3 separate regions of the Homo sapiens genome follow, and regions 1 and 2 are each linked to region 3. The links are chromatin loops, found by intact Hi-C in ENCODE. Cell type or tissue: endothelial cell of umbilical vein. All regions are shown on one strand. Links, peaks and the distances in the headings refer to the core of each region. The heading gives the core; the rest is flanking DNA.

Region 1 (10,691 bases), core at 3,131-8,130, 120 kb before region 3:
GGAACCCTTTCCCGTATTAAACAAACCAGAGACAGAATCAGTGCTGACTCAGGATCTCCTGGTTTGGAATCGTAATGTGCCTCAATCCTCTTTCCAAGCAGGCCTCACCAGTCTCTTTCTCTTTCCTGCTTCACCCCTGCAATGAGCCAAGAACCAACACTACATCCACCTAGAACTGCAGAAGGGCTTGTGGTTTCAACCAAGACCCATCCTGAGCAAGGGACTTGGCTTGGTGCTTTTGATCCCAAAGTTCCCACACCGGCAGTGGCCTGCTGGGGCAATGGCATCTGTCACGGTGTTTTCTCCAGCAGGTGGAGATTATGGAACCTACATATGGGTCTGGAAAAACTGTACACTGTTGTCACCTTGACCATTAAAAACCAGAATGAGGACAATGGAGTTTTGTACTTTCTAATGGGTTGCTTTGACGGAAACTACAGCAGCCAGCAGAAGTACTTAAGTGCTTCACAAAGGTCCCACTTTACAGTGCAAAACCTTGAGCCCCAGTCACACTGCTAGTAAGTGGTAAGGTACTGCCTCTTCCCATCCAGAGCCCACGTTCAGCCACCATGGAGTGCAGTATACACTCCATCCCTAACTGCCAGGCCCATATACATACACTTGACCTCCCCCTACCTCCTTCTCACAGTGTCTGCTTAATTAATTAGTATATTGCAGAAGAGATTGTAAAAACACCCACTTAAAACCTGTATCATCTACGGTAGTTTGCACAGGGCCCCCAGCACCTCTGGGAAGTAAGCGAGGCAGGTGATCTAACTCTTACCTATATTGTTGATGCAGCCACCACAGTTGAGAGACAGTCCCTCTGACCTTGGACCAGGGATCACACTGGTCTGGTTCCAGGCTGGGGAAGGATGTTCCCAGCCCTAGTTTTCTGTTTTGGGCAGTCCAGATGGAAAGGCCCATCCACCCAGATAGGTTTTCACAGGTTTAGAAGAAAAAGGATACTCAGCCACTGGTTCCGGGGCTTCTGAATTCAGTTCTCAACTGGGGCATTTTGGATCTCCCCAAAAACTGGTTGGTAAGAGAACCTCCTGGCATTAAATGGGCCAGGACAAGGATGCATGTCAGTTCATTGGATATGCCTTGATAGATACCCAAAACTCATCAAAATGAAAAATAGGCAAAGTAATTGTCATGATGCCCTTTCTAAAAGTGCAGTTTTAACTAGTCTTTGCTGTGGGATGTGGGTTGTTTGATCTTGTTAACAATCATGCCCAGCAACCCTGTAGGTAGAGTCTTGCACAGATCCGGCTGCTTCCTCAGTAGAAGGCCAGGGAAGAAGCAGGCATGTGGTCAAGAGCTAGGCATGGCTTTAATGGCGTTCCAAAGTGTCTTCCAGAGGGGCAGCGGCCCTTTTCATACCCATCCATAGGACAAAGCATGCCCTTCCCTGCCAGGAGCTTAAAGATGACTTAGAGCTCATTCAGGGGAAGCAGCTGGTACAGAAATAAGGGTTCCCTGCTGCTCCCTGTCTCCTAACTCCCAGCATTTCAGAGAGAACTGCCAACTCCTGATTCCCAGGCCCAAATAAAAGGCCTTCCTTCTTTAAATGGGCGTTGGGCTCCTGTGTTGAGGGTGTGTGGCTGGGGATCCCAGTCCCCCTCTTCCAGGCCACACTCTTCCCAGGCCAGGACAGGGAAGCAGAGTAGAAAACACTTTTTGACTTGTAGCATCTGACCCAGGTCCCAGTCTGAGCTCCTGCACTGTGACTGTGCCTCTCTGTTTCGGTGGCCTCATCTCATGCCATGTCCAGTCCATCAGCAATCCTCTGGGTGCCCCTGGTCACCCCTCCCCTACGATCATCTGGGCCAGCCTCCGTAGTCACTCACCTATGACTGCAGAATCTCATCAGTCCCCCAGCTTCTGCCCTTGCCCCACCCAGGCAAAGGGCTTCTTTGGCACCATTAACCACAGCCTGCCACTCCCATCCTTTAACGTCCTTGGGAGCTTTCCATTACCCCTGGAAACTTCTAAGACCTGCAGAGCCCCATAGGCCCTGGCCCCTTCCCACCACCCTCCATCCCTTTGACCTGCTTCATTTTTCTTCTCTCTGCTCCATCTAATATGTACTCTATTTATTAACGTGCTTGTTTCCTTGGTCCCCCCACTAGCTTATAAACTCCATGAGGGCAGAAATGCCTGTTCCTCACTCTTGTATCCGGAGCAGGTGGCATGGTGTCTGACGCATAGTAGATCCTCAACAAGTGCGTGCTTGGATGAACCTGTGAAATGGAGACCAGACCTTATCTAAAAGGATGGAAGGCAAGAAGGCTTTTAAAGCACCCCCATGTGGTGCCTGCTTGGGAACTGCAGTCCCTCCTCCCAAAGCAGGTTCTCAGCCATGAGGGGGCGTCCTAAAGGGCACCTAGAGCCACAGGGTGTTCCTGCAACAGGTGCTAAGAAGATGTGTCTGGGGTAGGAAGCGGGTGTGACAGGAATGTCCCCAGTCCCTTCTTGCCCTGTCTCAGCTGGACCAAGAGGTTTATTAAGGGCCAGTTACCCTCCGTGTTGAGCAACTGAGAACCTCAATGCCAGGACTAGGACTTGCTACTACTAATCGTAATAGCAGCTGCCATCATTTGAGCACTCACTTTGTGCCAGGCCGTTTGTGCCTTAACAACCCAAGGGTACCATGGTTAGCCCACTATGGAAGAAGTTACTGAGGCTTAGAGCGGTGATGGGACTTGCCTGAAGCCACACACGGAGTAAGAGGCATTTGAATCCCCAACTACCTGAACGCAGAGCCACAGCCCTTGACCCCGAGGCTCTACTGCTGTGAAAAAGGCAGGCACAAAGGCAGTGGCAGGAGGGACGATTGGGTCGGGCAGGGAGGGACAGGGAAAACGGAAGCGGACACCCTTGAACTGGGTTGTGAAGGGTGATTAAAGGTTGGTTCTCTGACGAAAAGGCAAAAAAGTTGTCCTTCCTCAAGAGACAAACTCAGAGGGCATGTGGAGGCTTGGGGCAGGCTTTGAACTTAGGTTCCATCTTATACCAGGCATGACCTTAGACAAGTCACCTAAGCTTCTCTGAGCCTTGGCTTCCTCATTCAGAAAACAGGGATAATGGTAGTTCCTACCTCTTAGACTATGGGGATTAAAGATGTCTGTGAAGCCCTTGACGCATAGGAGGAACTTTATGAATGACAATAGGTGCTGCTGTGTAGCCCTTACCATGTGCCGGGCGCTGTCAAACACTTGAGCATGATCTCATTAATTCTCAACACTCCTGTGAAACAGGTGCTTTTATTATTCACATCTTTACAGAGAATGAAATTGAGTGCCTTGCACGTGGTAGACAACCTGGCCATTAAACGTCTATTGGTTAAATGATCGGAGAATCAGAGAGGAGAAAGCAGTCAAGGACACACTACTAATAAATGACAACTGAGTTTGAACCAAGGGCCATCTAACTCCATCCTCCTGGCCTGGCCTCTGTACCATGAGCTTATTTTAAGTCAGCTCTGGGTGAACCACCTGCAGCAGGAAAAGCTCAGGCTTAGGAGTCAGCCTGCTGGGTACTAGCTGTGTGGCCTCGGCAGGTTCCTTAGTTTGATCATCCATGTGACAATATACTAAGATGGAATTATTTCCATCCCAATTTGGCTGGGTTCCCAAGGCAATAGGGGGCCTAGCTACTCCACCTCCCAGGATGAATTGCTGTCCACACACAGGGCTTTCAAAGACATGGTCAAAAACTAGCTGTGTGTCTCCTTGCCTCTTTCCCACACCAAAGACGTTAAAGGTTCAAGTTGGAGCTCTGAGAAGAGTTTTCTTTAAAGGAAGTTACTGGAGGGCTTTGAGTGCACAGGGGAAGGGGGAGCTTTCCTTCTCCCTCAGCCTAGGGATTGGTGTCTCAAGGAGACCACTCAAGAGCTTGGAGATGACGAAGGTGCCAGGCACCCACCTCACACCTGAGCAATCTTGAAAGCAAGAGGCTGATGAAGCAAAGAGAACTTGGTGTGAAGGAGCTTGTGCTATAAGTCCCATCAGCCAAATGTGGACCCATGAGGCAGCCAGACTGGACTGTCCTGGGTCTTGCTCTGGAAGGACAGAGGGACCTTAGTGCAAGATAGACCTTGGGTTGCAGGACTGAGGGAGGAGTTACAAGCAGCCAGCTAGAGAATCTATTGGCTTCCTCAAGGGAAGTGAACCAAGATCTGAAGAACCAACAAGTGCACCCTAGAGGGAAGCCCAGAGCATCTGCACCGGCCACAGGAAACCAGCAGGCCCTTCCCCATGTCCCCTGCGACCCTGCCCCTGAGAGAGGGAAGAAGCTGTACTTCTAAATGAAGTTCAAAATCTTGACTATGACCTGGGAATGGCCTTTTTAAAAAAAATTACTTTTAAATAGGTAATATATTTACATGGTGCCAAAAAATGTCTTAGATACCTCCCTTCTTATCCATGCCATTTGCCCAATTTCCCCTCCCTCCCTCCCTCCCCACTATAAGTTTCTTAGTTGTCCTTGCAGAGTTCCTAAATACAAGCCGATACTCTCTGTCTATTCTGAGGCATCCATTGTTTCCCATATTTTAGCAACTCTGAAATCAGAATGCATCATACAAGAAGGCAGTCCTGGTGTCACCTAATACCTTAACATATTTATTTTGTCTATATGTTTCCTTTTTATTTGTGCCCAAAGTTGATATGATATAAATTCATGTCTAAATAAGTCTAAATGAGTTCTCAAATATAAAATTCTAAGCATTGTGCCAATTTAATCAGCAATGGTCTTTCTTAGTGGCATATAAATTAATGGTGGCTTTGTCACTCCTGGCATCTTAGATCCAATAGATCTGCAGCGATTCTTATTCACAAGTGTGTCAGCCTGCCCACCACTATCTACATCTTTTTCCATTTAACAGTAGATTTTGGAGGTCATTTGTTGTGAAGGACATGTGGGTGTCTCCTGGGTTTTGCTGTTACAAACAGTACTACAGTGGCAAAGCTTGTATATGCAAATGTGTAAAGAGTAAATTCCCAGATGTGTAAGTGCTATTTACTCTTGCACCCGCAGTGGACTTGAGAGCCTGTTTTCCCACAGATTCGCCAGCAGGGTGCGCTGTGAGCATTTGCCTGTCAGGTAAGTGAGCAGTGGATTCACAGTGTGGTTTTGTTTGCATTAATACCAGTTGTTGTTGTTGTTGTTTTGTTGTTGTTGTTGTTGTTGTTTGAGACAGAGTCTCACTCTGTTGCACAGGCTGGAGGGCAGTGGTGCGATCTTGGCTCACTGCAACCTCTGCCTCCTGGACTCAAGAGATTCTTCTGCCTCAGCCTCCCAAGTAGCTAAGATTACAAGCACGCACCACCACGCCCAGCTAATTTTTGTATTTTTAATAGAGAGGGGGTTTCACCATGTTGGCCAGCCTGGTCTCAAAGTCCTGACCTCAGGTAGTCCACCCGCCTCAGCCCCCCAAAGTGCTGAAATTACAGGCATGAGCAACCGCGCCCAGCCCATGAATACTATTTATTGAGTATTTTTCTGTACCACATTATTAACTACATATTTCTCATGAATCATCCCATTTAATCCTCAGGCAAGCCCTATAAGACAGGTACCATTTTTAATTCTATTTTAGATATGAGGGTGAGAGAGGTTAAGCAACATGCCTATTCCACCTAGCCAGCATGTGCAAGTCCACAATTTTATGATAAATTTACCTTAGTTTTTTCTTTTTTTTTTTTTTTTTTTTTTGAGACGGAGTCTTATTCTGTCACCCAGGCTGGAGTGCAGTGTCATGATCTCAGCTCACTGCAACCTCCATCTCCCAGGTTCAGGCAGTTCTCCAGCCTCAGCCTCCTGAGTAGTTGGGATTACAGGCATGTGCCACCACACCCAGCTGATTTTTGTATTTTTTAGTAGAGATGGGGTTTTGCCATGTTGCCCAAGCTAGTCTCAAACTCCCGACCTCAGGTGATCCGCCCACCTCGGCCTCCCAGAGTGCCGGGATTACAGGTGTGAGCCACCGTGCCTGGCGATAAATTTGACCTTAGTATGTTTATTTCGGAGCTTGTACTCTTAATCACTCTGCATATTGCCTCCCTTAACATTTACTTGTGCATAAAGTGTTGAATAATATCCAACTTAGGCTTGAATGTTGAATGTTTCCAGCTTAGGGTTTCCTGGAATGATGAATACTAGCATCTTATTCATAATGATCTGATCATAACATCTATGCAAATTTTAGTTATTCCTACTTCAGGATGGTATTCAAAGTCTTCATCGTATGTGGCCAATCTTTGATGAGTTGGTAAAATCTATATAATATAACCTGTTCATTTTTCAGGTATGTGAGCACATAATTATGTTTCTTTAGGATACTGCTTGCTATGGTTGCGGATTTTCTAACTTGCTTTCTCTGTTTTTTTTAGAACATTTTTGTGGGTATGAGAAATTGATGAATATTGTTATTCATGTTCTCAAAGAAAAAATATGCTGATTGGATCACCTCTTCTTTCCTTCCTTCCTTCCAATTGCACCAACTTCCCTGATGGGCATGGCTCCCTTCACTGTCGGGTTGGATTCTCATTACTGTCTTTTGGAGATGCCTGGGATGCACTGCATTGTACAGACAACTGCCTTCATCTTTGGAATGAGTTTTAAGTTGTCTTGTAATAGCTCTTTTGGCTTCACTGATAGAAGGACCCAGATAAGAATACAGTTTTTTCGCATTGTATTTATTAGTGTTCTAAAATATCTTTTTCTTGAAGAGTCTTATGATCAAGCACCCTGTATTTTAGGAAATTCAGCTGTTGTAAATCTACTTTTTTTAAAGTTCTTATTACAGCATGTAACAAATTACAAAAACATGTAATTTGTAAAAAAAAAAAAAAAATCCTAGGAGACTTAAACAAAAACAATCACCAGCTACCTGAAAACTCAGAAAAATTTGGCCTTGTGCCCCCCAGTTGAGTCAGTTAATGAAGAGATTTTGAATAATGACCATGAGGGCAAACTGCCCAAATCAGGTTCTCAGCTCTGCCATTTATTAGCTCTGAGACCCTGGGCAACCCAACAGCCCCTCTGGGCCTCCTTTTCTTCATCTGCAAAATGGGTATGTCAGTATAACTGATACAGAATAGGTGAGCCCCAAAATTGGTGCTTATCCCAGAAGGGTCCTTAGCTTTTAAGGACAAGCCAGTGGAATTGGCAATCTTTTGTTGAACAGTACTGCTCTTTGTAGAGCAAGGATAACTCCTAGGCAGTGCACTTCAGTCAGCAACATATGGGCTCCTGGCAACTGTATACTCACATAAACCCATTTTTAATTACATGCAAATTAAGGGGCAAGCCAATGCAAACTGAGGGACAGGTTATTTAGAACTTCCTAGGAAAGGGGTGGTAACTTCCAGGTAATTACCATGACATTTGTAAACTGTCATGGTGCTTGTGGGAGTGTCATATGCTAATGAGCAATGAGGGCAGCTAGGGATCACTTTCCTCACCATCTGCTGGTTCCTGCGGTTTCTTCACTTTGTGTAGACCACATCCTGTTTTGGTCAGCAGGGTTGTGACCAGAAAATAAGTTCTGCCAGACTGCTGCCTCATAAGAGTTGTTATACATTTGGCCATATGAGTGAGTATTAACTGTTAACCATTTTCTAATTCATTTAATTTTTAAAATTATCATACAGTAAAATTAACTATGTTGTATATAATTATACAGATTTCAGCACACGTATAGATTCATGTAACCACCACTACAATCAGGACACAAAACAATTCCATCATCCCAGAACCTCCCTCATGCAATGCCTTGATAGTCACACTACCCCTCAAACCCAATCCCTGACAGCCACTGATCTCTTCTTCATCATTGTGGTTTTGTCTTTTCCAGAACATCATGTAAATGGAAGCATACAGCATTTAACCTTTGGAGACTGGCCTCTTAGCATAATTCCTCTGAGATTCATCTGGAGGAACAATTTTCATATGTTGTGCTTATGGAAAGTTCATTGTTTTTTCATTGCCAAGTAATAGTCCATGATATGAATGTGCAACAATCTGTCTATCTGTTCAACCATTAGAGGATATTTGGGTTGTTGCCAGTTTGGGGCAATTAGAAATAGAGCTGCTATAAACATTCATGTACAGGTTTTTCTGTGAACAAAATTTTCCTTTCTCTAGGGCAGCAGTCCCCAATCTTTTTGGCATCAGGGACAGGTTTCGTGGAAGACAATTTTTCCACAGACTTAGGGAGTAGGGCGGATGGTTTCGGGATGATTCAAGCACATTTACATTTATTGTGCATTTTATTTCTATTGTTATTACATTGTAATATATAATGAAATAATTATACAATTCACCGTAATGTAGAATCAGTGGGAGCCCTGAGCTTGTTTTCCTGCAACTGGATGGTCCCATCTTGGGGTGTTGGGAGACAGCGACAGATCATCAGGCATTAGATTCTCATGAGAAGCACACAGTCTAGATCCCCTACATGCACAGTTCACAATAGGGTTTGCACTTCTATGAGAATCTAATGCTGCTGCTGATCTGATCTGACAGGAGGTGGAGTTCAGGTGGCAAGCAGTGGGGCAAGGCTATAAATATAGATAAAGCTTTGCTCACTCACCAGCCTCTCACCTCCTCTGTGCGGCTGGTTCCTAACAGGCCATGGACTGATACTGGTTCATGACCTAGGTTTTGGGGACCTCTGCTCTAGGGTGAATACTCTAGAGATGTCTAGGGTCTGGGGTGGCTGGGTTATATGGTAAGTGTATGTTTAACTTTATTTAAAACTGTCAAATCATTTCCCAGAGTGGCTGTTGCACTGCACATTCCTGTCAGCAATATATGAGATTTTTGGGTGCTACTTAGCTTCACCAACACTTGGTATTGTCAGCATTTTTATTTTAGTCATTTTAATAGGTGTGTAGTTATCTCTTGTCATGGTTTTGACATTAGCATGTCTTGTGATGCTAATGATGCTGAACATCTTTTCATATGCCATTTGCCACCCATAAATCCTTTTTGATAAAGCATTTTTAAGAGTCCTTGCCGGCCAGGCATGGTGGCTCATGCCTGTAATCCCAGCACTTTGGGAAGCTGAGGTGGGCAGATCACAAGGTCAGGAGATCGAGACCATCCTGGCTAACATGGTGAAAACCCGTCTCTACTAAAAATACAAAAAATTAGCCGGGCGTGGTGGCGGGTGCCTGTAGTCCCAGCTACTTGGAGGGCTGAGGCAGGAGAATGGCGTGAACCCAGGAGGCGGAGCTTGCAGTGAGGCGAGATGGTGCCACTGCACTCCAGCCTAGGTGAGAGTGCAAGACTCCGTCTCCAAAAAAAAAAAAAAAAAGAGTCCTTGCCTTTTTGTTTATTGGATTATTTGTTTTCTTACTGTTGGATTTTGAGAATTCTTTACAAATTGTGATTACAAAAATATAAATGCAGAATATCTATGAGTCCACCGTTACCTTGATATCAAAGGTATGATTCTATGAGTCCACCGTTACCTTGATATCAAAGGCAGACAAAACGACTGTCCGGTATATCTTATGAATATAGACTCAAAAAATCCTCAACAAAATAGCAAACCAAATCCAGTAGCACATTCAAAGGATTATAGATCATGACCAAGTGGGATTTCTCCCAGAAATGCAAGGGTGGCTCAACATAAGAAAAAAAAAAATCCATCAATGTAACACAACTCTGTAAAGAGGGAAATGATATCACAATAGATACATTAAATGCATGCAACAAAATTCAACACTTCAAACACTTTCAGGATACAAACACTCACCAACAAATCAGAATACAGAGAACTTCCTTAACATGATAAAGGTCACTTACACAAAACCCACAACTCACATTATACTCAATGGTAAAAGAGCAGAAGCTTCCCCACTGAGCAGGAACAAGACAAGAATGCCCATTTTTACCACTACTATTAAATATTGTACTGGAAGTCCTAGCCAGAGCAGTTAGGCAAGAAAAAGCAATAAACAGCCTCCAAACTGGAAAGGAAGCAGTAAAGTTATCTCTATTTGAAGATGAAATAATTCTATGTATAGAAAATATAACAATACCAAAATGCACACAACTACTAGAGCCAATAAACAAATTCAACATAGTTGCAGATTGCAAGATCAGTGCACGAAAGTCCATTTTCTATGCATCAGCAATGAACAGTCTGAAAATGAAATTAAGTAACAATTCCATTTATAACAGCATCCAAAAGAGTAAAATACTTAAACCAAGGAGAAAGACTTCTATGCTGAAAACTACAAAACATTGCTGAAAGAAATTAAAGAAGACCTAAATAAATGGAAGACAACACATGTTGATGTATTGGAATATTAATTGCAAATGATCCACAGATTCAATGCAACCCCTATCAAAATTCCAATGGCATTTCCTAAGGAAATAGAAAAACTAATCCTCAAATTTATGTGGAACTGGAATGAACCCCAAGTAGTCAAAATACTATTGAAAAAGAAACACACCAAAAAAGAAAGAAAAAGAAACACAAAGTTTCAGGGCTCATGCTTCCAGATTTCCAAACATGCTCCAAACTTCTATAATCAAACCAGTGTGGTACTGACATAAGGACAGACATATACACCAGTGGAATATAATTGACAGCCTAGAAATAAATATCTATGGCTAATTGATTTTCAATAAGTGTTCAGCACAACTCAATGGGGAAAGAATAGTCTCTT
Region 2 (10,691 bases), core at 3,599-8,598, 190 kb before region 3:
TGCAGTGACACCAGCAGGCATGTTTTATAACGATGCGTCAGAATCCTCTACACGCTAAAGTCGAGTGAATCTTAACCCTGTGAACATACTCGAATCTTCAAACTATACATTTTTTATGCGTGAGTTATACCTCAGCAAAGCTAGAAAAGAAAAAAAAAGATGTCTGCATTAACCACGCAAAACACACCAATTCCCTGTGTGCCTTATCCCTATAAATTTCTAATACTCTTCCATTAGTAAAAGGTGGGAAGAGAGAAAAGAATGAGTTTCATGAAAACCATTCGGAACCCTCATTTTTTTTCCAGAGTCCCTGATGTAAGTGATCTCAGGCTTGGCAAGAAAAAGCAAAAAAGTCAGATAGAAGGAAAGTTCAGACTTATTTATTATTTATTTACCTTGTTCTCAGAAACTAAAGCTCAAAATCCACAACCTGTAGTTTCTGTGATGCTTTAATAAAGGTGATATTGGACTCATCCATATACAAGTGTTTTTTGTTTGTTTATTTGTGTGTTTGTCTGTTTTACCATATTCATTCTCTGTGCACAGAGACAGTGAGCTACTTGAATTTTTTCCCCAGAAGCCTCCAGACAACTCCCCTTCACATCTCAACATGTGTCCCAGCCTCAGGGGACTGGCTGCCATAACTGCCTTGGACCAATGATGATTCATCTCCTGGGGCTGGGGAAGGGCCTAGGTTTCCCTGAAACTGTTGCTGGGTGGAATGGCTATTCTGTTAGCAAGGCAGGAGGGACATTTGGCTGTGCAGAGGCCCAAACAAGGGTATCTTCCAAAATGGATGGTGAATTCAGTGAGCTATGGAAAACTGCACCCTCCTAGGATGCAAAGCCCTAGACATTTCCAGGCCTGTGAGGTGCTGAATTCATGCCAGAGAAGATTTTGGCTTCAAGAACCAGAACTTTGGGAGCTTCATCAAATATCCCCAAGGAAGAGCTTGTCATAGAGAGACTGCAGCAGGTAGTAGAACCGGCCAACTTCAAATGGGACTTTGTCCAGTTAGGCCTGGACAAAGAGCAATGGCCATAGTGACCCATAAAGACTGAGAACCAGAATTCATCTCCTTTGTCTTGGAAGGCAACAGCCCCGGTGCCCTGATCCAATCCAAGAGTGGAGTGGGGAGCTATGGAAAATAGCTGCTATTCACTTTCTCTCCAACCATGGTAGAGGCACATGCTCAAACTGGATTTCATAGGATTAAGAAAAAAAAATCTTAACATTACATGCTTATTACAAAGGAAAAAAGAATACAGTGGAAATGCCTGGAAGACATCACAAAGTAATCAAAGTGAACATGACTAGTAATGGGACCGATTGTGTGCCTTCTGATTGGAAGCAATGAGAACACAGCATCACTTCCAGATATTCCTGCCAAAGGTGCCAAAACCTGACTCTCATCATGAGGAAGTGTTAGAAAAATACAAAATTAGGGGCATTCTACACAATAACTGGCCTATACTTTTAAAAAGTGTCAGGGTCATAAAGTAAAGGAAAGGAGATTTTTTTTCTATATTAAGGAAAACTAGAGAGGTATGGCAACTAAATGTAACTGGATCCTTTCTCTATAAAAACATGTTATTGAAACAATTGGCAAAACTTGTAGGGAATCTAAAGATAAGATGGTAATAATGTGCCTATGTTAATTTCCTGATTTTGATGGTCTGGTGGTCATGCAGGAAAATGTTCTTATTTGTAGGAAATACGCACTGAGATATTCAGGGGTGTCTTAGTCCGTTTGGGCTGCTATAACAAAATGCCATTAGCTGGGTAATTTATAAACAACAAAAGCTCATTTCTCACATTTCTGGAGGCTAGGAAGTCCAGGGTCAAGGCACCAGCAGGTTCACCATCTGGTGAGGGTTTGCCCTCACTTCCAAGATGTCACCTTGCTCCCTGTCCTCACATGGCAGAGGGGATAAACGCTGTGTACTCACATGACAAAAGATGGCTGAGGAGCTCTCTTGAGCCTCTTTTCTAAGGGTACTAATCCCATTCATGAGGGTGGATTCCTCATGACTTAATCACTCCCCAAAGGCCCTACCTCTTACTACCATCACATTGGCTATTAGGTGCTAACATGTGGATTTGGGGAGATACCAACATCCAAGCCATAACCAGGGACGATAAGGCAATATGCCAGCAATTTATTCACAGATGTTTCTGAAAAGAGGCTCTTTATCCCACACTTGTAACTTTTCTACCAGATGAAGATTGTTTCCAAAAAAACTGTAATTAAGTAATATTCAGGTATTATGGAGCAATTCATATCTGCTGCAAAACAGATAGGTAGCTGACATACACTGAAAGCGTGCTGTGTGCCAGACTGTTCTGAGTACTTTCCGTGTTATAAACTGCGTTACTCTCATAACAACCAGATGAGGTATAACCTATACTTACCTTAATTTTGCAAATGAGAAAAAATGAGACACAAAATTTTATTGACTTGTCCAAGGTTGCACAGCTCCTAAGTGCCTGGCTGGAGTTTGAACCCAGGCAGTCTGGTTCAAACTCCCTTGTTCCTAACTACCACATACTCTCTTCTGATACTTTTGTCCAGTCCAATGGCCTTATATATCATTGAAATATAGCTCAAGGACTCAAATTTATTTCTCCAGCTGGGACTTCCCCCATGAATTTCATGTCCATCTGTCTACTCAACAGCTCCATTTGTCTGCCCAATAATATCTCAAAGCTTACATCCCAAAATCTGGCCTTCTGCTTATCCCCCAAAACTCTGCTCCACCCACAGACTCCCCCATTTCGGCTGATAAGAACTCCATCTCTCCAGCTGATGAGCCAAAAACCTAGGAGGTATGCTTGATTCCTCTCCTCTCTTATCCCGCTCCCTTTATGTCAGGAAATTACATTAGCTTTAAAATATATTCAGAATCTGACTATTTCTCACTATCCCCATTGCCAGATTTCACCCTTCATCCTCTCGTTCCTGGATTGCTGCCATTAGCCCCTCACTGGTCTCCCTATAGCCAGCATAGGAATCCTTTCAAACAAAGGCCAGATCATGTCCCACCTCTTCCCAAAACTTGCTACAGCTGCTCATCTCACTGCAAGTAAAGCCAAAGTTCTTACCTTGGCCCTCACAGCCCCTCACCACCTGCTTACCCCAACCCCCTTTCCCTGGTCTATATTTCTTTCCACAGGCCTTATCACTTTCTAAGATACTATATCATTTACTTATTTACTTTATTTATTATTGTGTATTGCCTGCCTCCCCAATTGGGATGTGTACTTCAGTTAATAAGGACAGTGAGTTTTGTCTGCCTTATTCACTGATGTATCCTAAGCACCAAGAATAGTTCTGGTACATAGCGCATGCTAATATTTGTTGAATGAATCAGTGACTACACCCTACAATCTCTCATATTGGGGTGAGAGCAGAAATGAAGAGAAGGATGAATAGACAGCAGGAGACAGAGGGGGAGAAAGAAGAGAGAGCCCCTAGGTCTAGGGCTGCAGAGAACATTCCTTAGTCCTGCCAGCTCTAATAGCTTGTCCCATGATCTGTGGCTAGAAGTTATCACAATATTTATGAAAATCACTCTTTGGGAAGGTAGCAATGAATACTGGATAGTAAGAAGGAGTTTGTGTGCTTGTTCTGGCCTCAAACCCAGGGCTGATCAATGTCTACCATTTCCCTGGCTCCTGAAAGATGCATTCTCTGATGTGGAGCATTGTCATGTGTCATTACCAGGTTCCAGGGAGGGAAAGTGAAGAAAGAGCTGCCCTTTGCTTCACCTCTTCTGAGTAACAGGGTTGAAATTCTCTATCTTCTCTCTGGCTCCAAGCACTCTCCTGCCCTGCCCCTCCCTTCTTAGGATAAATCCAGTTAACAGAGCCTGAGGCCCCAGGCACCATGACTGGCCACATCCAGTCCACCCACATCGGTGGCCCCTGGCCAACTTTACTGCCAACCCTACTTGTGGGATGCTCCTGTGTATAGGATAAAGCACACAGAACAAGGTGCTGGGAGGCTGAACCCAAAGGCTACTAACATGGCAGACCAAGACGAGCGAGAAAGGAAAAGCCCATACAAAATAACAACAACCTTCCCCAATTTCTTTCCAAGTCAAGTTTACCCAAACTTGTTGAACAGTCTCCCTTTGTGTTCCTGTCCCTGTACCCAGTTTATTGAACAAGCTGGACTCAGTAGGGTTGAAGCAGAAAGCTGCTTCATTCTTCTTCACCACTGCCCTTTCAAATCTGCCAAATTATTCCTCCTAAGAGGCAGTAATGGTACCTATTATTCAGGTAATAAAAATTGCAATCTCTCATTCAATATGAGTGATGGTGGGCTTCTTGGCTATTTTCCACCTTGCTCTTCCATTCTTCTTTTCTCTCACTGCCACCTCTGGAGCAGAGGAAAGGGGAAACTAAGGACTAAGGCTGGGGTGATTTATGACTTGCCCATATTCTTGCCACCTCATCAGGCCAAGGGCAGGATTTAAACCCAGATCCCCCTGACCAGAAGCAGAGGTCTTTCTGCTCCACTGCAGCTATAACACATTTATCTCTCTTTCCCTCTCTATAACACACACTCGCCATAACACACGTATCTCTCTCCCTCTCTCTCTCTCTCTCTCTCTCTCTCACACACACACACACACACACACGGTGTGGGGAAGGCGTTTAGGTCCTTCCTAGCTAGACATTCTGCTGCCGAAATAATGATGCCTGAATATTTGGTGAGAACAAAAGCGCTGCATACATAGGCATGTCAAAAGGAAGCCTAAAAATATTTAACAGACACAAAAAATAGTCGGAATCCAGGTGTTCAGGCTGCTTTAGGGAGGTGTTGCTTCCCGGGATGTTGGGAGACTACCAGATAAATGCTCACGAAACAGCACAGCTCAGATCAATTACATCACGTAGAAAATCGGACAGAAGAGGACTTGCTTCCTTACTGATAAAAGACCTAAGACTAAGGCTGACCTTGACCAGGGTATACAACCAGGGTGATTGAAAGAAATCCCACTCCAAGTGGAGCCGGGCTACATAGGACCTGGGGTGGAAGATAGATCCAAGGAGCAAGACGGAGGGATCTAGCTCCAATTTCTAAGTCCTGGACAAGGGAAACCTGTGTCACTGTGTTGTACACTGGAAACTGCTCAGCTACGTTGAGTAGTGAAGTAAAAAATGAAGTATTAATTTAATGAAAGTACCCAGCATGGCCCTGAGAAAGTGCACTATTTTATTGGGAAAAAAAAAAAACTTTGTTAAATATTATAAGGTGCTCAGTAGCATTAATAATCATGCAAACTGGGAAGAAACCCCAACTCCTGACTTCTCTTTGGGAGGGGAAAGGAGTGGAACATTGATCCAATATTTTGACTTTTTGGGGTGCTGCCAAAGGACTAGTTTCCATCTTGCCTGAATTTAAATGCTGACGGGAATGAGGACCAGGTTTGAGGCCACTGAAAACGAAGATGATCAACATGACTTGGTCTAGCACCAAAATATGCAGTATCACAGATAAATAATAGGTGGAGCTATTAGTTTGTTCTAGCATCAGTCTGCAGTATCACAGACAGAAACTAGGTGGAACTTCAGTACCGTGGCTTACTGCAGCACCAGCCAGACCGCAGCATCATAGGCAGACACTAGAGGGAGCGCTTCAATAGAAAGACCTCTTCCGTTACGTGATTACACACTAAGTCCCAAAAGGGTGCATTCCCAGAGAAGGGTTGACAGGTCTCCAGATTCTCTAGCCAGGCTGATTGGAGAAAGTCCTCCCTGTAGAAAACCAGACCACAAAGACTGCACGGGGTAGCTGAGTTTTCAAATGCCAAAGTACCAAGAGAAGATAAGAAGACATATAAAGGGACAGGAAAACATGGCCTATTCAAAGAAACACATTACATCTCTAGAAACTGACCCCAAAAAAATACACGAATTATCTGACCAAAAAAATGCAAAATAATAATCATAAGAATTTTCAATGAATTAAAAGAGAGTACAGACAGACAACTAAATGAAATCAGGAAAACAATGGATGAACAAAAAGAAAATATCAAAAAAGAGATAGAAGCTATGAAGAAGAACCACACAGAAATTCTGGAACTGCAGAATACAATAACTAAATTTAAAAATCCACTAGAGGGGCTTAGGAACAGATGTTACCAAGAGAAGAAAGAATCAGCAAATTCAAAGACAGGAGTTTTGAAATTACTGAAGCAAAGGAGAAAAAAAGAACTAAGAAAAGTAAAAGGAGCATAAGAAACTTATGGGACACTATGTGTAACATTATGGAACAACCTACACACTATGAGAATCTAAGACAGACAAGAAAAAGAGAAGGCACCACAGAGACTTTTAAAAAAAATGATGGCTGGAAATTTTTCTAATCTGAGGGAAAAAGTAGACATACAAATTCAAAAAGCTCAACAAGCTCCAACCAGGACGAATCTAACAGCATTTACACTAAGACACAATTAAACTGTCAAAAATAGAAAAGAGGCTGAAGTGGGAGGATCACTTGAGCCCAGGAATTTGTGGCTACAGCAAGATGTGATCACGCCACTGCACTCCAGCCTGGGTGACAGAGGGAAACTTTGTTTTAAAAAAAAAATGACAAAGAGTGAATCTTGAAAGCAGCAAGAGAAAAGCAACTTGTCACATACAAAGGAGCTCCTATTAAATCATCAGCTAAAGTCTCAACAGAACCCTTGTAGGCTAGAAGGAGTGGGATGTGATGAGAGAAAAAATAACTGCCAACAAAGAATACTATATAGTACTAAACTGCCTTCAAAATGAAGGGGAAATGAAGACTTTCCTGGATAAACAAAACTGAGGGAATTCATCACCATTAGACCTGCCCTGAAAGAAGTGCTGAAAGGAATCCTTCAAGTTGAAATGAAAAGATGATGAATGGCAACACAAAGCCATACAAAAGTATAAATCTACCAGGTAAACATAAACATAGAGACAAATATAAAATCTGGAAGTATTGTAACATAGCTGTATAAATCACTTTTGAATTTGGTATAGAATTTTAAAAGCGAAAGCATGGGAAGTAACTAAAAATCTATGTTGATGAATACACAATATAAAAAGAGGTAATTTGTTTTGTTACAGTAACATAAAGAGGGCAGAGAAGTAAAGAAGTAGAGTTTTTATATGCAATTTAAGTTAAGTTGTTATCGGTTTAAAATATCTTGCTATAACTTTAAGTCTCTTTGTGTAGTTGCAATGGTGATGACAAATAAAATATGAATAGAATACCAATGCTCTTCAACTTATGATGGGATAACATAAGAATAAACCCATCAGAAGTCAAAAATATTGTAAGTCAAAATTGCATTTGATGCTGGCAACACAGCATACTGTCCCTGACTTATGTTCAACTTACAAATTTTCAACTCTACAATTATGCAAAATAATACACATTTAGTAGAAACCATAACCCCATTGTAAATCATAGGAACTTTTTATCTTATGCTGGGCTTACATTCAGGTACTGTCTGTATACACAAACAGAATTGAAAAGAGAATCAAAATATGTCAGTACAAAACATACAAGAAGGCAGCAAAGGAGAAAAGGAGCAAAAACCACTGGACAAGACATATTAAAATATATTGAATGTATTATCCATATATATAGACAAGTAACAAAACGAAAATAGTAAGTCCTTCCATGTCAGTAATTACTTTAAAGGCAAATAAATACCTCAGTTAAAAGAGATAAATGAGAAAACATAAAAACAACAGAGCAAGATGATGGAATAGAAGCCTCCAGCAATCATCTCCCCCAGGAAGGACACTAATTTAACAACTGTGTACACACAAATAAAAGAGCCTTCATAAGAACTAAAAATCAAATGAGCAGTTACAATACCTGGTTTTACTTCATATCACTGAAAGAGGCACCGAAGAGGTAGAAAAAAAGTCTTGAATAGCCAACACCACCCCTCTCCTAACCCCTGGCAGTGGCAGCATGGTGTGGAGAGCATTTCTGTGCACTGGGGAAAGGGAGATCACAGCAGTTGTGAAGCATTGAACTCAGTGCTGCCCTATTATAAAAGAAAACAAAATGGGACCAAACTCAGCTGTTACCCACCCAAAGAGGGAGCATTTAAACAGCCTTAGCCAGAGGGGAATTGCTAATCCAATCTCAGTGGTCTGAACTTCAGTTCCTGCAAGCCTTACCACTGTGGGCTAAAGTACTCTGGGGCTCTAAATAAACTTGAAAGGCAGTCTAGGCTCCAAGAGCTACAACTCCTAGGCAAGTTCTAGTGCTGAACTGGGCCCAGAGACAGTGGACTGAGGGAACATGCAACCTACTGAGACACAAGCCAGGGCAGCTAAGAAGGTGCTGGCATCACCCTTCCCCTAACCCCAGGCTGCACAGCTCACGAAAGAGGCCTCTTCCCTCCACTTGAGGAGAGGAGAGGGAAGAATGAGGAGGACTTTGTCTTGCATCTTGGATGTTGGGAATAATGCTCAAAATCCTAAGGAAATTGAACACTCAAACAAGGATTCTTAGCAAAGCAATTTTACTTCTGCACAGAGGGGTGCTTCTCCTTGGCCAGTCACCATGAGAGCACACTTGAACAAGAGCCTTTATTCCTGAAGCAAGTCCTGCCCCTGTACCCTTTCCCCATTGGCCATGGTCAGGCAGTACAATCTAAATTAACCCTGGTTGGCTAAACATTTGAACTTTTTTTCGGATAAGGAGGGTATGTAAGGAAGAGAGGCGAAAGGGGAAGGGGTGTCTGCAGTGAGCTAGAGAGCAAGTCTTCTTGCCAAATAAGGAAAGGAATGTGAGCTGGTACTGATAACACCTGGTACTGTGGCGTGTCTGGGCATGTGACAAAGACAGAAAGGAAGAAAAAAGAGAAAAGTGAAAAAGGGGTGGGGAGGTACTATGAATTAAAGAATAAAGGATTGATCAGGCTATTTGAAGAGAAACCTCATCATATCCCACATGGATATCAGCTCAACCACAGCAGGATAGGGCACCGTGAGGCCCCTTTTCAGGTCCTAGCTCCAGGATGATATTTCTTGACACACTCTGGGCCACAAGGGAACCCACTGCCTTGAAGGAAAGATCCCACTCCTGGAAGCATTCATCACCTGCTAACTAAAGAGACATTGTGCCCTGAATAACCAGCAGCAATACCCGGGTACTACGTTGAGGGACTTGGGTGAGACTTTCTGGTTCAGGTGAGACTCAGCACATGACTCACCACTCAGTCGTGGTGGCTATGAGGCAAGGCTCCTTCCACTTGAGAAAAACAGAGGGAAAAAATATGAAGGACTTTGTCTTGCACGTTAGGTACCAGCACAGCCACAGTGGGGTGGAGCATTAAGTGGTTTTTTGGGGTCCCCAGTTCCAGGACTTTGCTGGTGAATAGCATTTCTAGACCTATCCTGGGCCAGAGGGAAGCCCACTGCCCTGAAGGGTGAGTTCCGGGCCAGGCAGCATTCACCACAAGCTGACTGAAGAGCCCTTGGGCCTTAAAGGAACATTGGCGGTAGTCTGGCAATACTCCCTATAGGCTTGTGGTGGTGTTGGTCATGGGGTGAGACTCCTCTGCATTTGGAAAAGAGAAAAGAGTGGGAAGAACTGGATCTTGTAGTTTGAGTGCCAGCTCAGCCACAGTACGATAGAATGCCAGATAGATTTCTAAGGCTTTTTACTCTAGTTCTTGGCTCCCAGATGGCACCTCTGGACATGCCCAGAGCCTGAGGGGAACTTGCCATCCTGAAAGAAAGAACACAGGTCTGGCTGGCTTTGCCACCTTCTGATTATAGAGCCCCAAGGCATTGAGTGAACATAGGCCACAGCTAGGGAGTGGTTACAGCAGGCCTTGGGACTCAGTACTGTTCTGGCTTCAAGTCTGACCCAGCACAGTCCTAGCGGTGGTGGCCACAGGCTGCTGTTTCACTCCACTCCCAGCTCCGGGTGACCCAAAACAGATAGAGAGACACCATTCATTTGGGAGAAAATAAGGGAAGAGAACAAGAGTCTCTGCCTGGTAATCCAGAGAACTCTTTTGGATCTTGTCCAAAAGAAGTTATCAAGAAAGTATCTCTATTGGTCTGCAAGAACCAGAGTGTTACTGGGCTTGGAGTGCCTCTTAAAGCAGAAATAGATGCAATTACAACACCAAGTCTTTTTTAATATCTGGAAAGCCTTCCCAAGAAGGATGGATACAAACAAGCTCAGACTAAGAAGACTGCAATAAATACCTAACTCTTTAATGCCCAGACACCGAAGATGCATTTACAAGCATCAACACCATCCAAGAAAACATGACCTCACCAAATGAACTAAATAAGAAACCTGGGACCCATCCTGGAGAAAGGAGATATGTGACCTTTCAGACAGATAATTCAAAATAGCTGTTTTGGGGAAACTCAAAGAAATTCAAGACAACACAGAGAAGGAGTTCAGAATTATATCAATAAATTTAACAAAGAGACTGAAATAGTTAAAAAGAATCAAGCGGAAATCTGGAGGTGAAAAATGCCATTAGCATATTGAAGAATGCATCAGTGTCTTTTAATAGCAGAATTGATCAAGTAGAAGAAAGAATTAGTGAGCCTGAGGACAGATTATTTGAAAATACACAGTCAGAAGAGACAAAAAAAGAATGAAAAACAATATAGCATTCCTACATGCTCTAGAAAATAGCCTCCAAAAGGCAAATCTAAGAGTT
Region 3 (10,691 bases), core at 3,270-8,269:
GACCAGGCTTCCAGTTGCCACCCACCTCTTACTGCCTGGGTGACCTGGGCTGAGTCACCTCACCTCCCAGAGCCTGTGCCCATGCTGTTCCCCTCCCTCCTTGACTGCCTGGTGAACCCCTGTTTATCCTTCCAAACCCAGCTCAAGTTAGGGAAGCTATGGCTTCTCTGATGCCCCCAGCAAGGCTGCCTTGAGGATGTGATATCATTTGTGGGGCCTCTGTCTATATAAACGATTTGAGTCACCTCAAATCAGCATTTCAGCACCATTCTGGTGATCCAATCTCATGTGACCCCGGGAATGAAATACCACACTTGTCAGACTTCCTTGCTGGAACTATGGCTGGCCTGGGGTGGGGGCAGGTGGGGAAGAAGTGGACGGCAGATAGCGGCTCAAAGAGAGAAGGGGCCAGAACCCCACTTGCCTTATTCAGCTTAGGCTTCCATAACAAAATACCATAGGCTGGATGACTTCAACAGCAGAAATGTATATTCCCACAGCTCTGGAGGCTGGAAGCCCAAGATCAAGGTTCTGGCCAATTCAGTTTCTGGTGAGGCCTCCCTTCCTGGCTTGCAGATGGCCACCCTCTGGCTGAGTCCTTACATGGCCTTTCCTCAGTGTACTTGCTTAAAAGAGAGAGAGAAAACGAGAACACGAGAGAGATACAGCATGAGAGCGCATGCATGAGCCCTCTGTTGTCTCTTCTTATAAGGACACAAATCCTTATAAGAAGGGATTAGGACCCTGCCAGTCCTGGTGGGAACCATTCGCTGAGGGATGCAGAGGTTTCTGGGTGTCAAATAAAGTCAGTGGAGTTGAATAGCAAAGTGGTGCATGAGGACTCGGTGTCCTACCCTGCACCTGGGCCCTCTGAGGAGCGCTCATCAGTGAGTGTTCCTGGGGATACCCCACAGTCTTGGAAATAAATACCATTCCCAGGCTCCATTTCTTAATAAAAATGAGCAGCCACAGGGGAGCCAGGCAGGCATAGGGAAGCACATGTCCTCTAATGACACATTTATTCTTCCTTCTTTCCCTATCAGTTTTGTACCCAAACTTGGCAGAACTGGAAAATTATATGGGTCTTTCCCTCTCCAGCCAAGAAGTCCAGGAGAGCCTGCTTCAGATTCCAGAGGGTGACAGTGTATGTATTTGGCTTCTGCCTGCTGCGGGCGCAGAACCTCCCAATCCTCCCTTTTTCCTGGTCTTGCCATTTCAACAGACCTTCTTTCTCTCTGTGCTCGGACCTCCCCTCTCCCCAGCACTCTGCTGGCTCTGTTTCTTGATGGCACCGTTCATTTTGAGGCTTCACGAAAACCACTGTGGGCTTTCATGGTTTCAGATCTTCCCACAAGCCTTGGGGATGGAGAACCAGGGCTTGCCCTTTGACCTTGGGCCTGAGCTGGATGAGAAGGGAGGTCATTAAGCCCAGCGTGAACCTGGGGACATCAAAAGCAGGGCTGCCTGCATGGATAAACAGAGCCGAGAGGGCAGGAGCTCGTCACCCAACTCTGGTCCCCAAATTAAACAACAAGGCTCAATTCCTGCTTTCCATGGCTTCGGGGAGCAAAAGACACCATCACAGAAATATATGCCACTGAAAACATATTTACCTGTAGAACCAGTCCCCGCCTAAGCCCCTTGCCAGTTAGCTCTAGCATCCCTGCGTCCCACCTGTCAGTCTTCCTGCCAGGCTCGTCCTGAGCCGATGAAACTGAAAGTACAAACTGCAAAGTTGTCTAAGGCTGGGGAATTTCATGAAGTTCATGGATATGATGATAGAGAACTGTCACAGACACATACAAAGCCACTGCCAAAACGAGGATCTGACAGGAGGAAATCCACAAGGATGAGGCCATGTGGGACCCTGAGAAGAACTGATGGCACCCTGGGGTGTTTCTCCACAGTGGCCCCCTTCATGGTCGTGCTGTGAAAGGCAGACATGAAGCAAAGAAGGTCCTTCTGTAGGCAGCCCCACTGTCATCACTCTTTGTTCCTATAATTAAGACATAAATGCATTCAACCGTAATTTTGATAAAATATAAGATGATGAATACATTTTTATAATTTAAAATTTTGTATGTCTTTTAACTTTTTATTGTTAAACAGTAGATTCCCAGGAAGATGCAAAGTGAGTACAGAGAAGTTGTTAGTACCCTTCACCCAGTTTCCTCAATGCTTATGTTTTCCATAGCTATAGTACACTATCAAAACCAGGAGTCTTACGCGAGTACAGTGTGTCTCTAGTTCTATGTCATTTCATCAGTGTGTAGATTCATGTAACCAGTACTGCAATCCATACAGAACTAGTTCATCACCACAACCACCTCCCTCCCAGGCTGCTTCTGTATAGTTATGCCTGCCTGCTTGCCACCCTCCCTAACCCCTGGCATCCGGCCCTCTGTTTTCCATCTCTATAATTTTGTCATTTCAGAATGTTACATAAGTGGAATCGTACAGTATGTGACCATTTGAGGTTGGCTTTTTTCACTCAGCACAATACCCTCTAGATCCATCCAGGCTGTTGTGTGTGTCAATAATAGTTCATTCCTTCTTACTGCTGAGTAGTATTCCATGATGTGAATGTACCAGGGTTTGTTTAACCTGTTGAAGAATAGCTAAGTTGTTCCCAGTTTTTGGTGGTTACAAACAAAGTTATTCTTATACAGGTTTTTGTATAGACATACGTTTTCATTTCTCTAGGATAAATGCCCAAAGTGCAATTGCTAGGCTGTATGACAAATGTATGTTTAAGTTTTTTAAAGAAACTGCCACCAGGTGTGGTGGTGCATGCCTGTAATCCCAGTACTTTGGGAAGCTGAGACAGGTGGATCACTTGAGCCCAGAAGTTCGAGACCAGCCTGGGCAGCATGGTGAAATCCTATCTCTACAAAAAATACAAAAATTAGCCAGGTATGGTGGCTTGTGCCTGTAGCCCCAGCTACTCAGGAGGCTGAGGCAGGAGGATTGCTTGAGCCCAGGAGGTGGAAGCTGCAGTGAGCCAAGATCACAGCACTGCACTCCAGCCTGGGTGACAGAGTGAGACCCTGTCTCAAAAAGAAACTGCCAAACTAGTTCCTGGAGTGGCTATACCATTTTATTTTGCCGTGAGCAATACATGAGTGCTCCAGTTTCTTCATGTCTTCACCAGAATTTGGTATTATTACTATTTTATATTTTAGCCACTATGATAGGTATAATGATGGCTCATCATGGTCTTAATTTGCATTTCCCTGGCACCTGATGATGTGGACCATCTTTCCATGTGCTTATTACCATCTGTATATTCTTTCCGGTAAAATGTTTCTTCATATATTTTACTCATTTTCTAAATGGCTTGTTTTCTTCTTCTTGTTTTTTGAGACAGGGTCTTGCTCTATTGTCCAGGCTGCAGTGCAGTGGTGCGATCACGGGTCACTGCAGCCTCCACCTCCCGGGTCAGGTGATCCACCCACCTCAGCCTCCCGAGTAGCTGGGACCACAGGTGCACACCACCATGCCCAGCTAATTTCTTTTATTATTGTTATTTTTATTTTTTGCAGAGACAAGGTCTTGCTATGTTGGCCAGGCTGGGGCTTGTCTGTAGTGTTTTGGGAGTTCTTTGTGTATTCTAAAGTCCTTTGTCAGATGTGTGGTTTATGTTTTCTCTCAGTCTGTAGCTTAACAGTTCTGAATTTTGATGAGGTCCAGTTTATTGATTTTTTTTTCTTTTGTGGCTCATACTTTGTAAAGAAATATTTACCTAGCCCTAAGTCCGAAAGATTTTCTCCTTCGTATTCTTCTAAAATGGTTATAGTTTTATGTTTTGCGTTTACGTTTATGATTGAATTTGGGTTAATTTTTTTGTAAGGAGTTAGGTTTCAGTCAAAGTTCATATTTTTGCCATGGTTGCACCATTTGCTTTTTTTGTTGTTTTGTTTGTTTGTTTGTTTTGAGATGGGGTCTCACTCTGTCACCCAGGCTGGAGTGCAGTGACATGATCTTGGCTCACTGCAACCTCCGCCTCCTGGGCTCAAGCGATCCTCCCATCTCAGCCTCCTGCGTATCTGGGACCACAGGCACGTTCCAGCACACCTGGCTAATTTTTGTATTTTTGTAGAGATGAGGTTTCACCCTGTTGCCCAGGCTGGTCTTGAACTCCTGACCTCAGCTGATCTCCCTGTGTTGTCCTCCCAAAGTGCTGAGATTACAGGCATGAGCCACTGCGCCCAGCCAACACCATTTGTTGAAAGCACTCTTGCAAAAAGCAGTTGACTTTACTCATTTGAGGCTATTTCTGGATTTTCTACTTTGTTCCACTGATACTTGTCTATCCCTTCACCAGTACCACACTGTCTTGATTATTGTAGCTATATATAATAAGTCTTGAAATTTGGTGGTGATTCCTCTCGCTATTCTTTTTGTCAGAATTGTTTTAGCTATTCTAAATTCCTTTGTCTTTTCATATAAAGTTTAGACTAACCTTCCCTGGATCTGCAAAACATCTTGTAGAGATTTTGATAGAAATGGTGTTATATCTGTATATCAATTTGGTGGCAATTGACAGCTTTACTAATTCTTTCAACACGTGAATACAGAGAATCTTCCATTTATTTAGGTCTTCTTTGATATCTTTTATCAGTATTTTGTTGTTTTCAGCATACGGTTCCTGTATGTGTTTTGTTAGATTTACACGTATTTCTTTTTGTTGTTCTTGTTTTTAGGTTTTATTTTGCTTCGTTTTTGTTTTTAACAGAGATGGGGGTCTTGCTTTGTTGCCCAGGCTGGTCTTGAACTCCTGGCCTCAAGTGGTCCTCCGGCCTTGGTCTCCCAAAATGCTGGGATTACAGGAGTGAGCCACTGAGCTCGGCCTCTTTTTTTTTTTTTTTTTTTGAGTGATTGTAAGTGGTATTGTATTGTATTCCTTTTCTTTTCTTTTCCTTTCTTTTCTTTTCCTTTCCTTTCCTTTCCTTTTTTTTTTTTTTTTTTTTTTTGAGGTGGAGTCTTGCTCTGTCACCTAGGCTGGACTGAGCAGTGGCTCAGTCTTGGCTCACTGCAACCTCCACCTCCTGGGTTCATGTAATTCTCCTGCCTCAGCCACCTGAGTAGCAGGGACTACAGGTGCTTGCCACCAGCCCAGCCAATTTTTGTATTTTTAGTAGAGAGGAGGTTTCAACAGTTGCCCAGGCTAGTCTTGAACTCCTGGGCTCAAGTGATCCATCTTCCTCGGCCTCCCAAAGTGCTGGGACTACAGGCATGAGCCACCACGCCCAGCCTGGTGTTGTATTTTAAATTTCAGTTTACATGTGTTCGTTGTTAGTATACAGAAGTACAATTGAATCTTGTGTGTTAATTTTGTATCCCAGGACCTTGCTAAACTCTTTTATTTGGTCTAGGAGTTTATTTGTAGATTCTTTGGGATTTTCTAGTAGACCATCGTGCCATCTATAAATAGGAACCGTTTTATTTCTTCTCTTCTGATCTGTGTGACTCCCCCTCTTTTCTTGCCTACTGTGCTGGCTAGGTCTTCCAGTACCATCTTTAATAGTGTTGGGAGAGTGAAGTTCCTTGCCTTTTTCTGCATCATGAATTTGTATATTTTTACATTTTTCTCAAGACAAAAATCCAGTCCTTTTATCCCCTGTTGCTCACTATTTACTGTGACTTTTTCTATTTTAAGTGGGTTTTAAAGGAGGCTTTTCCTGATGCCAGTTTCCCTTGGGAAATGAAGGGCCTCTTCCTGTATCCTCGCCCCTTCCCTCCCCGTTTTCCTGGCTTTTTAAGGGCATGGACTTTGACGCCCCCTAGTGGCCGCGTGGAGCCACGTCTCCTCTCGCCCCTAGGGGAGAAGCGTGGACTGGGGACGTGGGGGGACCCGGGGACGGCTCCATCCTCCTTTCCCCATCCCTACCCCCACCCCAGTGTCTCCTGAGGCACAGGGTCCCCACGGGCCGGGCTGACCCCCTGCCCCCTGGTGTCTGCAGACAGCGGTCTCGGGCCCCGGGCCCGGCCAGATGGTGGCACCGGTAACCGGGTACAGCCTGGGCGTGCGGCGAGCTGAGATCAAGCCCGGGGTGCGCGAGATCCACCTGTGCAAGGACGAGCGCGGCAAGACCGGGCTGAGGCTGCGGAAGGTCGACCAGGTAGGGCGCGGGGGCTGGGTGGGAAGAGGAGCTCGAGCTGCACGCGCTCTCCCGCCAGGCCTCAGAGCTCAGAGGGCCCGTCCACAGTAAGGAAGGTGCAGAGCGGGCCTCCTAACCCCAGCGGCCAGGCTCTTGCCCCCAGTCCCTCCTCCCCGAGACCCGGGCGGGGCTGGTGCTGGGTTGCGCAGGGCCCTCCACTGGCCTCTCCGTGGGCTTCCGTCGCTCGGAGGAGCCTCCCTTCCCCACCTGCCCTTCGCTGCCCAGGGCATCTAGCTTCCAGGCGACGGTGTAGACAGCCGACGCCAGGGAAGCCCATGCCTTTGTGAATGGTACAGTGGAGTGTTTCGGAGTGCAGCCCCAGGCCAGGGTTGAAATCCTGACTCACCTGCTTCCTAACTATGAGGCCTAGAGTGTTTCCTCCCCGGTAAATGGGGTAACCTTGGTGCCTGCCATGCAGAGCTGTGTCCCTGGCACCCTGTAGGTTCCTGGAGTATCAGGAGGAAAACAACAGGTTGGAAGAGGGATCTGTGCCTAGGGTGGGCCAGGGACACTGACTCTGGGGCCCTGCCTCCCCCAGGGGCTCTTTGTGCAGTTGGTCCAGGCCAACACCCCTGCATCCCTTGTGGGGCTGCGCTTTGGGGACCAGCTCCTGCAGATTGACGGGCGTGACTGTGCTGGGTGGAGCTCGCACAAAGCCCATCAGGTGGTGAAGAAGGCATCAGGCGATAAGATTGTCGTGGTGGTTCGGGACAGGTGAGTAGCCAGGCCCGGGCAGCCTCTCCGTCTCACCCCAGCCATGTCCCCAGGACAGCTCACTGTCCCTCCTGCCAGGCCGTTCCAGCGGACTGTCACCATGCACAAGGACAGCATGGGCCACGTCGGCTTCGTGATCAAGAAGGGGAAGATTGTCTCTCTGGTCAAAGGGAGTTCTGCGGCCCGCAACGGGCTCCTCACCAACCACTACGTGTGTGAGGTGGACGGGCAGAATGTTATCGGGCTGAAGGTAGGCTGGTGGCCGCACCAGGGAGGGACTGCCGGGTGGTGGGAGGGCTCAGGTCTTTGGGCAGCTTGCTTACCCCACCTGAGCCTCAGCATCCTCTTCCTAAGGTTGCTGTGAGGGTTCAGTAAGACGGTGTTCGTAGGGCTGGGTGCGGTGACTCACGTCTGTAATCCCAGTGCTTTGAGAGGCCAAAGCAGGAGGATCACTAAGTCCAGGAGCACGAGACCAGCCTGGGCAATGTGAAACCCTCTTTCCACAAAAAAAACTAAAAAATTAGCCAAGCGTGGTGGTGCACACCTGTAGTCCTAGCTACTCAGGAGGCTGAGGTGGGAGGACTAATTGAGCCTGGGAGGTCAAGGATGCAGTGAGCTATGATCATGCCACTGCACTCCAGCCTGGGCAACAGAGAGAGACCCTGTCTCCAAAAAAAAAAAAAAAAGACAGTGTACCTAGAGCTCTGAGCACAGTGCCAGGCACATAGCAGGTGCTTAATACATAATAGCTATTGCTGGCTGCATGGACACCTCCTTGCTCTGTATGGCACTTTTTTTGGTATAGTGGATCATGTTCAGTAGTTTAGGAATGTTTTAGAAAATCGTTATTCAGAAATCCATGGGGTCGTGAGGTTCTTCAGAACTGGGTTTGTCCCAGCCAGCCACACTTCTTGAGATCGTTTGTCTTTTCAAAGTTTATTTCCACCTGTGGCCATCACTAGTCCTGTCTAGCACATCTTCTCACATTTATTTTCGAACAACCAAGAAAACACATAACCAGATAACATACATGTGTAATGTAAAGGTCAATAGGCTCTGAGTGAGGGCCAGAGGCTCTTCTATGGCCATAACGTTAGTGTTTGGACCACCTGGCACGCTTTGCGTAGAGACTTTTAATTTCTTGTTCTTCCCATGATCTAAGTGGTGTCTGCAGGCCCATCTCTTTTTATCAAACAAGCAAATGTAAGAGGATGTAAGAGGAGGAGGATCCTTATGGCCCTGGAGGCAGCAGGAGCCAGAGGGTGGATGGGTACGCCTAGTACCTCCCACAGGATGGGGAGGCATTTATGCTTTGAGGCCAGAACCCAAATGTGACTGTGGGCTTGGTGAGTCTCTGGGAGCCCTTGGAAGGGGGAGGAGAATCGCATTGATGAGGCCCTGTTACGCGTCAGGCTCACACCGCTGGCCTTCAAGCTGAGGGTGGGAAGAGGCATGCTCATTTGACCAAGGAGATCCTCAGGTGGGAGACCCATGTTCTCACTCAAGCAAGACCTTACCTGGGAGTCTGCTGGGACCCTCATCTGACAGGCTCGGGGTCCGAGGCAGCCCTGCCCTGCAGTCAGCCATCAGTGGTGTCCTCTAGCAGTGGCCATGCTGATCCCTCCACAGAGGGGCCTGTAGAGTTGCCCCTGGTCCCCAATCCTTAGGGTGATCGCTTACTTGCCTCCTCCCTAGGACAAAAAGATCATGGAGATTCTGGCCACGGCTGGGAACGTTGTCACCCTGACCATCATCCCCAGTGTGATCTACGAGCACATGGTCAAAAAGTAAGGCTGCACCCCTCCTCACCCCTCCTCACCCCTCCTCTGCCATCCCCTTCACCTCCCGGCCTCCCAGGTGCACCTGGCTCAGCCACTTCCACTTTCTCAGTGCTGACACAGGGCACAGGCTCAGCCAGCTCTATCCTCCCTTCCCCTCCCTCCAAGGTAGCTTGTGGCTTCTGGTGATTCGAAAGTCTTAGAACTGGGAGTGAAGGCCCACATGGGATGCACTGGCTCGGAAGGGGGTGGAGGTTGCTGGAGGGTGGAGAGAAGGAGCTGCCAACCTGGTCACTGTTGTTGCTGTATCCAGGTTGCCTCCAGTCCTGCTCCACCACACCATGGACCACTCCATCCCAGATGCCTGAAGCCACTGCAGGGCAGGGCAGGCAGGGGGGGCTTCCCGCCCTCCTGCAGCAAAGGGCAACCACCCTCGGATGATGGGTTGCAGCCGGCCTGCTGCTTAAGGTGGGGGCTGCCATGAGGGGGGCGTGTCCAGGAGGGTGACCATGGGATGGCTTATACACACAGGCCTCCTTGGAGCCTCAGACTCCAAGCTAGGCTGAGGCTCAGGCAGGGCCCACAGGCAGCCGATTCTCTTGTGCTGATTTAAATGCTGGACACGGAGGCAGGCTGTTTAAACGCTGCTTAAAGTCGCAACTGGGCCCCTTTCAAGAAATTTTGCTCTACCAGGAAAACAGTTACACATTTTAAGAGAACAGAGCTACGTTCTTTGTGAGAGCTTTTTCCTTGCCTTGACTTGCTCTTTGTCACAGACTGCATAAGTTGTCAGCCTTGACTATCTTTTGAATAAAGATTTGATTTTAAACAAAACCCTGTCCGCAAAGGTAATTGATTCCCCCAAAACTATTGAAAATAAAATAAAAAGGTAACTGAAAATTCTGGAATCCTTGGTCCCCTGACGTGCCAGGGCTGGTTTCCTCTTAAACCGTGGTGAGACCAGGGCCTTTTCTACGCGTGGCCTCTGAGAGCCATGATTTGGCTCTGCCTCTGTCACGTGCCACCTGCCAGCCTGGCGCGGGGATGACTGGAACTGGGGACAGGATGGAACTGTGGGGATGGGGTAGGACTGTGGGGCAGTGGGGCTGACAAAGGGAGCACTGGCTTTGGGGCACCCCCCGTGTGACCGTGGCTGCTTCTGCTTCTGCAAAGTGGGCATGAGAAGCCACTTTAGGGGGTGTTGGGGAAGGTGAGACGCGATGTGCTCATGGCGCCCAGCAGGGTGTGCCATGTGGGGGCAGGGGGAGGTGGCTCCAGACTCTGAGCCTGACCCCAAGAGGGCAGTGGTGCCTCAGCCCCACACAGCTCTCTGCTTCCCTGCACATCAGAGATGATCGCTGCCCACGTGGCTTTTTCCCGTGCGGGTGTTGTGACCCCTGCGCTGGAGGAAGATGGTGTGAACCCTCCCACTGCCTCCCCTTAGAGAAACCACCCAGTATAAAGAAAACAGGCCAAGGGGCTTGCTGTGTTTTCATGCTTTAATTCAGAGTTGTCTGCTGCAGGTACAACTCTGTCTGAACAAAAGGACAAAGGAGACAAGAGTCAAGATCCCTCCCCGCCTCCCCACTTCCCACATCCCCTGAATTCTTCGTGAAGGGGATGGCCTAATATGGGAATGCACTGTGACCTGTTTGCATTGTCCCCCAGGTCAGAGAGGGGGTTGTGAGTTCTCTGGGCAGAGGCCCCTGGGTAGGCCTTGGCCCCAGAACCTTGCAGTTTGTCCCACCCCTCCCCAAAGTGCTGTAAGATACCCCTGCGCTTGTGGCAATTGGGAAGGGTGTGTCAGTGAGAAGCTAAGTGATCCCCTTGGGAGAAATCTACAATAAACTCCACTCAAGCCCAGCTCTCTGTGCAGAGCCCGGGCCCCAGCGTCCGATTCCTGCCTGAGCCTGGACTGGCCGGGCAGTAGTGCCACTCTGGCCCGAGCCCTAGAACTCAGGAGAAGCCACGTCTGGCCGCTAGGCTCCAGAAGGTGGTTCCTGGGGACACTGTTCCTCAGGACCTCATCAGCTCTTGC

Evidence for each region. A loop is a pair of places that touch in the nucleus more often than their neighbours do. Peaks named below come from ENCODE experiments on the same cell type or tissue, not always from the same donor. Only the 100,000 strongest peaks of a DNase experiment are listed, where the experiment ranks them.
Region 1: a loop joins it to region 3, with 15 times the contacts of the local background. A loop is called at or near these places in 106 of 110 quality-filtered maps.
Region 2: it touches region 3 in a loop (11-fold over the local background); 21 of 110 quality-filtered maps call a loop at or near these places.

What each region holds. Positions count from the first base shown.
Region 1 is chr20:1,431,870-1,442,560 of GRCh38, reverse strand. NSFL1C (NSFL1 cofactor) reads left to right here. Exons shown (of 9, transcript NM_016143.5): 9 at 1-395. Among named protein-coding and RNA genes, the nearest start is that of NSFL1C, 30 kb to the left of the region's middle. In endothelial cell of umbilical vein, for the core only: a CTCF peak has its summit at 5,075 (motif pointing right); DNase peaks (open chromatin) are centred at 5,100 and 7,470; H3K27ac peaks cover 1,047 bases.
Region 2 is chr20:1,498,729-1,509,419 of GRCh38, reverse strand. No RefSeq gene overlaps it. Among named protein-coding and RNA genes, the nearest start is that of SIRPB2, 13 kb to the right of the region's middle. RefSeq lists a silencer at 8,630-8,830 and an enhancer at 8,289-8,840. In endothelial cell of umbilical vein, for the core only: a CTCF peak has its summit at 5,599 (motif pointing right); a DNase peak (open chromatin) is centred at 5,619; H3K27me3 peaks cover 818 bases.
Region 3 is chr20:1,308,771-1,319,461 of GRCh38, reverse strand. SDCBP2 (syndecan binding protein 2) reads left to right here. Exons shown (of 9, transcript NM_080489.5): 4 at 1,044-1,144; 5 at 5,964-6,122; 6 at 6,700-6,875; 7 at 6,954-7,125; 8 at 8,571-8,662; 9 at 8,967-9,553. The coding sequence ends at 9,021. FKBP1A-SDCBP2 (FKBP1A-SDCBP2 readthrough (NMD candidate)) reads left to right here. Exons shown (of 10, transcript NR_037661.1): 5 at 1,044-1,144; 6 at 5,964-6,122; 7 at 6,700-6,875; 8 at 6,954-7,125; 9 at 8,571-8,662; 10 at 8,967-9,553. SNPH (syntaphilin) reads right to left here. Exons shown (of 7, transcript NM_001318234.2): 7 at 10,135-10,691. Among named protein-coding and RNA genes, the nearest start is that of SDCBP2-AS1, 11 kb to the left of the region's middle. In endothelial cell of umbilical vein, for the core only: a CTCF peak has its summit at 5,793 (motif pointing left); a DNase peak (open chromatin) is centred at 5,681; H3K27ac peaks cover 643 bases.